2 separate regions of the Mus musculus genome follow, and region 2 is linked to region 1. A link is a contact called in ENCODE Hi-C or POLR2A ChIA-PET data. All regions are on one chromosome and are shown on one strand. Each heading gives the region's core, a stretch centred on a gene start or an enhancer-like site at or near the end of the contact. The rest is flanking DNA. Distances are from core to core; before and after follow the strand shown.

The links. A loop is a pair of places that touch in the nucleus more often than their neighbours do. ChIA-PET counts read pairs that join two places held with the same protein, here RNA polymerase II (POLR2A).
Region 2: a map of CH12.LX shows a loop between it and region 1 (3-fold over the local background). The contact joins the promoter of Gtsf1 here to the enhancer-like site in region 1. A Hi-C loop is called at or near these places in 3 of 37 maps with a recorded cell type or tissue (CH12.LX, T-helper 1 cell and regulatory T cell). POLR2A ChIA-PET finds 5 or more read pairs at or near these places in 1 of 5 experiments (embryonic stem cell).

What each region holds. Positions count from the first base shown.
Region 1 is chr15:103,382,189-103,386,363 of GRCm38, reverse strand. No RefSeq gene overlaps it. Among named protein-coding and RNA genes, the nearest start is that of Itga5, 17 kb to the right of the region's middle. Within about 2 kb of position 2,356, at least 2 of the 3 ENCODE cell types and tissues checked have a DNase peak (open chromatin) inside an H3K27ac peak, as active enhancers do.
Region 2 is chr15:103,428,635-103,432,809 of GRCm38, reverse strand. It overlaps Gtsf1 (gametocyte specific factor 1), which reads left to right and starts at 2,383. Exons shown (of 9, transcript NM_028797.1): 1 at 2,383-2,454. Gm52195 (a long non-coding RNA gene) reads right to left here. Exons shown (of 4, transcript XR_003951567.1): 2 at 3,283-3,325.

The DNA of each region.
Region 1 (4,175 bases), core at 1,107-3,606:
TCAAGATGTCCAATAGGAGTTATATGTGGCACACATCTGTAATTCTAGCATTCTAGAGGCTAAGTCAAGAAGATCACTTCAGGTTCAAGGCCAGCCTAGTCGATCTGGAGAATTCCAACCCAGCCAGAACTAAGAGCTATCTCAACAGCAGGTCTGAGGCTACAGAGATGACTCAGTGGTTAAGAGCCACGGGAAAATGGAAGCAAAGGTAGTATTTACCTTTTAGAACCTGGCTTAGTAGAAGAGGCAAGTTCTGTAACTCATGCTGTGGAATGCTAGGTAAGGATCAGTGATGTCTCTCCTGAGAACTTCTTCACACACATCTGACAACAGTCAGGAAGAGCACATCAGACCTTGGATGGATTTCAGTCTTCTCAGCATTATTGCACAGACAGTATATTAACTTTAATTCCCCCAACAAGTCTTGGGGAAAAGTACAATCTCTGTTTTATAGATTAATATATTGAGAACAAGGACGATGGCATAACTTGACACTTTTCTGTTGTTTTGGTGGTTTTGTGGTTTTGTTTTTTCAAGGCAGACTTTCTATGTAGCCCTGGCTGTCCTGGAACTCTGTAGACCAGGCTAGCCTTGAACTCTGGGATGCCTGACTCTGCCTCCTGAGTGTTGGGATTAAAGAGGTGCACCACCACTGCCAGCCTGGCTTTTAGACAAGAGTATATATCCCAGGTAGGTATGAAACTCTTATTCTACCTCAGCCTCTTGAGTGCTAGGATTCCAGGCATGTATCACTATACCAAGCTGTGGCCTATCTATTTATTAAATTATAGAGTCAGCATTCAAATTCGAGTCTCCTTTCTAATATAACATTTTCTGCACAAAATAAAAACATATTAACAACAATTAAAAAGTTAACATTAAGAACTCTATGTATTGGCTGGAGAGATGGCTCAGCAGTTAAGCGCACTGATTGTTCTTCCAGAGGTCCTGAGTTCAAGTCCTGGCAACCACCTTGTAGCTTGCAACCATCTGTAATGGGATCCAATGCCTTCTTCTGGTGTGTCTGAAGACAGCTACAGTGTACTCATCACATAAAATAAATCTTTTTTAAAAATCCTATGGCGGGGCATGATGACAAATGCCTTTAATCCCAGCACTCCAGAAGTAAGCAGATGGTGGTGAGTTTCAGGACAGCCAGGGCTACATACACCCTGTCTCAAAAGAACAAACAAACAAATCAGCTCATGGGAGTGAAGGCAGATCAGTGGCAGTGGCTCGGTGGCTAAGAGCACTTGCAGCCCTCCCAGAAGACCCATGTTTGTTCCCAACACCCACATGGTAGCTCACAGTCATAACTGTCTGTAACTTCTGTTCCAGGGGATCCTGGCCTTGGTACCAGGTGTGTACATTTGCTGCACATAAACACATGTAGGCAAAACACCTACACACAAAAATCTTTTTTTAAAGAAGTCTATAATTTTTATAAAGTATTTATAGTTGCTTTGGTCACATGTACATTCAGATGCATTCAGTTTCTAAATTTCACAGGAACTCTATAAATAACCTGGATAATTAAGTACTAGACTGTGCAGTCCAGACTGCAAGGGCAGTGCTTGAGAAGAGGACTGCTGACGGTTAAGATGAGCTAAGGACACTTGTGCAGGATTTCAGTAGCCTGGGCAATAGAGATGACTGTGAGTTGTATACCCTGGAATCACGGGAGCAAGGCAAACAGTACATTGGGCGTGTTAGTGAGACAACACTGAGTCCTCTATCCACAGGATGAGCTGAAAAGTAGCTGTCTAACCAGACAGCAGGAAAAAGGGAAGAGGTGGGGGCCTCCATGTCAGTTTATCAGTGTAAAGCCCTGGTAGCAATCAGTGGCCGTCCCTTCTGTCTGTTGAGATGAGGTTTCACTATACAACCAAGGCTGGCCAGAAACTCATGATCTGATCCTCCTACCTTAGCCTCCCAAGTGCTGGGATTATGCTCAGCTCAGTCTTCTGGAAACATATTCCTACATTCCAAAGATCTCTGCTCTTCCATCTAAGTATATTGTCACCTCCCATATCAGGAGGCACATGTTATTGTCCTAATACTAGAAGGGGGTGGGGAGGGGCGTGTACCAAAGCTTTTATTGTCCTATTATACAAGAGAACAGTTTAAGGAATAGAACAAGACAGACTAAACATAAATAAAAACATGTTTACCATAAGATCAAAGTAGCACCACCATACCGTATAGGAAACCACGGCAAGAAGATTCCAAGTTGAATTAAATTACCTGGAAATGCCCCTCTCCCCCACTAGTGAACAGTAAGTGGGATGCTAACCAAAGAAAATCAGGAGGTGCTATGGGGTTAGACAGGATCCAGCAGCCTGGACCCACGCCAGCGGAAAAAGCCATTGTCTGAGTTGCCTTCTGGATTTCCTGCCCTCAAACACCTACCCCTCCCAACACATACACTCAATGCTATACCTCCCACTCTGCCTCCCCAATCCCATAGAGAAAAGGCCATGCCCACCACAGGACAGCAGACGACTGAGGATCTCCAGGGAGAAGAAAGATCACCCAGCCTGCCGTAGTGCAAGCCTTTGGACTCACAGGAGAAGGATGTTTTCCAACCATAATAAAGGTTGTGAGATCCTCATCTCTCTCAATCCCCACTCACTTCCGCTTCTACTCTTCCACAACAGCTGGAAGTTTCTGCTGAAGTGAGCAACAGTTGAGTGGGAAGGAGTGTTTCTCTGAAGGTATGTCTTCTAAGCATGTCCTGGTGGTTTTGTGCCTGAAGGAGAATTCATCAGACTGGGTGTGGCAGAGTCATGTCTGGGATGAGGAATCTCCAGTTTACTCTTGTTTTGTTGGGATTTGGGGTAAAGGGATGTTTGGGGGAGACAGGGTCTCACTGTCTAGATGAAGCTGGTATTGAACCTGCAGTGTTTCTTCAGCCTGTGATCTCTCAAGTGCTGGAGTTATAGAAGTCGCACAAGACTTTCAAACCCACTTTCACTGTGATCCCCACACGCCCACACCCTGGTCCAGCCCAGTCCTGACCCTTCACTAGGGACCATTAGAGACCTGTTTCCACTCCCTGCTCCTATTCCCAGCCACTGCTTCCAGCTCCAGTGCCCCGCCTCCACACACTCCCCTGGCAAGCTGACTGAACAGTTGGCTGGGAACTGAGCTCAAAGCGGAAATGGGCAGTTGGGAGGTGTGATTTATGTTTCTGACTTCACCCCAGGCTAGAGCCCAAAACACGGACCCTCCTCCAAATGCCCTTTTGGCAAATTTCCTCTCCTTTAAAAACCTCAGGCTCTCCTAGCTGGTCATAGGTCATCAAATAAACCACCTCATCCACAACCCTAGCAACACAATGACCTTTCATGCCTCCAGCCCGCCCATTACAGACAAGGAAGAATGCATTGTCTTCACAAATCACCACAGGAGGCAGAGGCTCCTATCAGCCCCAAGCAGTAGGGAAGTCCCTCTAATATCTAATTTCCTTCTCTCCTGCTATTGAACAACTAGCTGGTGAAAACAAAAGGGAATTTGCTGTCTCAGAATGTACTCCTGGTAACTGTCTCCATCTCTGAAGAACTCTTCATAAGCCTGCCTTGTTGCACACCTGTAATGCCAGCACTGGGCAGCCAGAACAGGAAAATCTTGAGTTTGTGGCAGCCAGAGCTACACAATGAGATCCTATCTCAAAATGCCAGAGAAAAGATGGGAAGGGGTGCTATCAAGGTGCCACATTCTCCTCCTCAGTCACATGGTGTGGGCATCCAACTCTCATCCCTCAGGGACTGGAAACCACACCCACTCCACTCCAAAAACCCTATCTAGAATGGATCCTACTTAACTTCTAGAGCTATTCCTTCACCAGCTAGAAAGTCCTACTTCATCTTTTCTTTTTTTTTTTTTTTTTTTTTTTTTTTTTTGTAAATCATGTATCCCTGGCTGTCCTGGAACTCTTGGTGTAGACCAGGCTGGCTCAGACTTACAGACATCTGCCTCTCAATGCTGGTACTGAAGACTTAAGCCACTATGCCAGCTCTTCCGGCTTTAAAAGATAGCACATTAGTCAGATGTCCTTGCTAACTTTAGAGGACTTGTGAGAACATTAAATGAGAAAATCAAGCCAGGCTTGGTGGCTCATACCTCTAAATTCAGCCCATGTGAATCTGAGGCAGGAAGATTACCCAATAGTTTGA
Region 2 (4,175 bases), core at 1,134-3,633, 46 kb before region 1:
TGTGTGCACATCTTTATTTTCAAATCACCACTGAAAGACAGCTTTGGCTCTTGTTTACAAGTTAGTGTGGGCTTATCTGCTGGTACTAAATGGAACAGCTCCAACAGCAGAGAATCCTGCCACTCTGACAAGGCATCAGGGACTACAGCGGAGCCTAATTAGGGTTCTGGTTTAGGACCAACTCCCTGTTCCCATTCTCTCAAGTCCTTAGCTCTTTCTTCCTCAGAAAATTCAATCTATAAGTATCTAAATGAAAAGTCCATATGGGTCATAGCAACAGGGATAAAAATTGCACCAGAGCTCTGTGATTTAAAGCCTTAAAAAATAAGTTCAAACCACTCTGACCTCACTAATTCTACACCAATGATATTGCGAGAAATTCAAAATTCGGGATCTCAAAAGAATTGTTTTAAGCTGTTTCCTAACAATCTGAAATGAAGTTGCCAGAGACAGAGAATCAGCTTTTCCTAAAATGCTTTGTGCTAAGTTTTCAATGAAGCAATTTGTCTCTGAAAAAAGAACTTAACAGCTTGTTTCTGTGAATCATCCAGGCCATCCAGGTGAAAGAAATGCTTTTGTAAATTCAAGTCAGTGCCTAAATCAGCGGTTCTTAGTCTGGACACACATTAGAATCATCTGGGTAAGTTTTTAAAAGAACTATGCCTGGCTCTCTTCTGATTAATTGGTCAAGGAGGGGAATTTACATGGTCTGTCTTGGGTGGGGAGGGGCTGGGTCTTTGGTTGGTTTGTTGGTTTGGTTGGTTTTTTTTATAGCAGGGTTTCTCTCTGTATGTAGCCCTGGCTAGCCTTGAACTCAGAGATCACCTACCTCTGCCTCATGAGTGCTGGGATTAAAAACTGTGTCGTCACCCAGCTTCATGGTGTGTCTTAAGCATTCCCCAGATGATTCTAGTACACAGACATAACCAAGAACCATTATCCTGCAATAAGAATGTCTTAAGCCCATCTCCTATCCACAAATTCTTTTCAGTGTTTTGGTTGGTTAGTTAGTGGTTTGTCCTGGTTTAGTGGGTTCGGGTTTTTTGTTTCTGTTTTGTTGTTTTGTTTTGTTTTGTTTTGTTTTTTAGTTACTCTGTGGTTTAGGCTCTCCCAACTGGTCTCCAATCCATGGCAATCCTCTTGCATCAGCCTCCCAAGTGCTGAGGTGACAGGCTTGTTGCCTCTACCCCGAAGCTCTTATTAGGTTCTTATTCTGTGAAGCATACACTTTTTAGCCTGCTGCCTGGAGAGGGTCAAAGCTGGTAATTCATCTACATATTCATCATGTAAAAATAAAATGTCACATTCCCAAGATTCTATTTACCAAAGATACCTTGGTTTTGCTATTCTGATTTCCTTTCTGTATTTAGACTCTTACCCACTAAAATGTGTCAGAAGTCTCAGTATTTCAGCAGCCAGCCAACTATAGGCTGCCTGCTAGCTTTGGACAGCACAAAATTTTCTAGCGATGTATTTTTACAACTCAATGTTTTTAAAACAGTGTTGCCAGATCTACCCACAGTGTCAACACCTTTTCAAAGGCTATAAAATTTATAGCCTAAATTTATAGTATAAAGTTTACAGTATAAATCCTTTTTCTCCCTAGTGCTTCCCCAGGTCATCTCAGGCCCTACTAATTTCTTCCTTATAGCAATTTACAGTCTACCACTTCCTGGCATATGTTGTACTCCCATTTGATCATCAGTCCAATTTAGTACCTGTTTCCCTAAGAACATTGTGGACAAGTATATTTAGGTAGGTATATAAAGTTTTAGAATGGTGTGTTTTCTAAACAAAGCTCGCAGTGTTTTGAGTTTCCTGTTTTGAGTTCTTTGACCAATCTGTCCTCTGTAGCCTAAAACTCCCTTCAGTCCCACCAACACTGTATCATACTCCCAACTATTCTGAGACTCTCGCTGCCTTTTCAATTGAGAGCCTACATGGACACAAAATCCCTGCCCGCTTTGATTTTTCTTTAAACTGTTGTACCTGTCTCCATCATTCTTCTTTTGAACTCTCAAAATCTAAATTACATTTCTGTCTCATCAACAAGTCTCTCATTTCTTTCAAGTCTCTCATCAACTTCCACAAACAAGGCTTCCTGACAAACAGCTCGCTACACCAACCAGTCCCATTCTTTCCCTGATTTTTCTAAAATGGCTGCTCAAAAGTCACCAAAGGAAGTTCTCCACCCATGTAGGACCCTTTAGGCCAGGGGAGTAGAGGAAGGTTAGTGGCTAAAAGCAAAGATGCCGAAGACCCCCAAGAAGCCGCCTTGGGCAGGAGGGTGAGCCAAAGAAAAAGGATAGCCTAGGCGTTGGCCGTGATGCACTGGGCCTGCGCAAGCCACAGTCACAGGAAGTGCGGCCACGCCCTGGCATCAGGCCGGAAGTGGGCGTTGCCGGGGCCTGGCTGTGAGGCGAAGTCGGCGGTGGGGAGAGCTTCTGGACTGAGGTAGGAAAGAGGCAAGGTGGTAGGGTCTTGGCTCGGGTCAGCCCTTGTAAGCCGTTCATGCAGATACCTTCGAAGTAGTGTCTTCCCTCACTTTTCAGCCTTAAGCCCTGAACAACAGCTGCGTCGGCCATCGTCTGCTCGACGGGCTGCCTGGTACCTTTTTCTGCCTTGTTTTCTAGGTAACCTCCTCCTGGTTCTTTTTGCTTGAATCTCCTTAAATCTGGGGTGAGGGATGAGGGGTGGGGGGTGGGGGAGTCCTTTTTTGTAAGGGGAAAGAAATTACTGTTTTACTGAGACCTGCAACTTTTTTCAGAGTTTAAACAGTAGCTTCAAATTCTCACTTTGTCCAATTCACCGACAGCCTGTTATTGGGGGAAAGGAATCAAATCACCTGTTAACAATTTGATGGGGAAGATAAGAGACAGCTGAATGATGGTGTTATGAGTTCCAGCGTCCTTGGCCTACTTGGAATCAGTCTGTTTGCTAAGAAAGAATAGGTCAGCTCTCTAAGTCGCTGAATATCTTTACTCATCTTTTTCAAAATAATAATAATAATGTAATTCTTGGTTTTTCCTTAAAACCTTTTTTTATTTTTAACAAAGTATGACATAACTGTAGTAGAAGTTCCATACGGGTTAAGATAGTTTAACTAATTCTCAGATAGTTTCCCCAATGATTGCCATTAACAAATGGGCTCTGGAGCAAAGTCCGAAACTAGAGTTTAGTTGATCACCCCTATTGCTTAACAAAGGTTCTAATGCTGCCTATGTCATAGAATGGGGGGGAAGGGGGTGTGGAATTTTTGTGAGAGGCCAAAGGAGAGCTTACCTAGAGACAACAGCTGTATGTGCATCCAATTTTCAGAAGATTCCTATGGGAGAGGTTATATACAAAATTAGTTTTCCCATAATACGTGAACTAAATCAGTGTTCAATAGAGATTCCAGTAAAAGAGAATTCAAACTCAGAGACATTTCCTCTTTTAATTTTTTTCATGTTTGTTATATTTGTTCTCTTAGATGTTCTCTATGAGCTCTTAATTTTTTTAACATTCACATATATTCCCTCAGTGCAGTTAAGTAATCAGTACTGACTAAAACAGTATTTATCTTGTTATTATATAGAAATGAGAGGAACAAAATGAAAAATGGCTAGAAAGAGAGAATATTGGTGTGACGTTTTCTGATCATGATTAAGAAAAGTTACTAAGCTGGGTATGGTTGAAAATGCCTTTAATCCCAGAACTCAGGAGGCAGAGGCAGGTGGATCTCTGTGTGTTCAAGGTCAGTCTGGTCTGCATATTGAGTTCCAGGACAGCCAAAACTATACAGAGAAACCTTGTCTCTTAAAAAAGAAGAAAAAGAAAGGTCATTAAATGAGATGTAGCTTTTATTTTACATGTGTTTGTGTGCATTTTGCCCACAGAAGCCAGAAGAGGGCATCTGATCCCCTGAAACTGGAGTTATAGGCAGTTGTAAGCCATGTGGGTGCTGAGAATCAAACCCAGATGTCACTAAGAACACCCAGAGCTCTTAACCATTTAATCATCTTTCCATCTGGAAAGAAGATCTTTAAAGTAGTTTATCCAGAAGTCTAAATACTGGTATTTTTATGACCTTGACTTGGCCCCCATTACTTATGTTAAATACCATAACCCCTAATAGCATGTAAACAGTGGCAGGTGTTGTAATACCACTTAAAATAAATTGTTATTATTGTCAC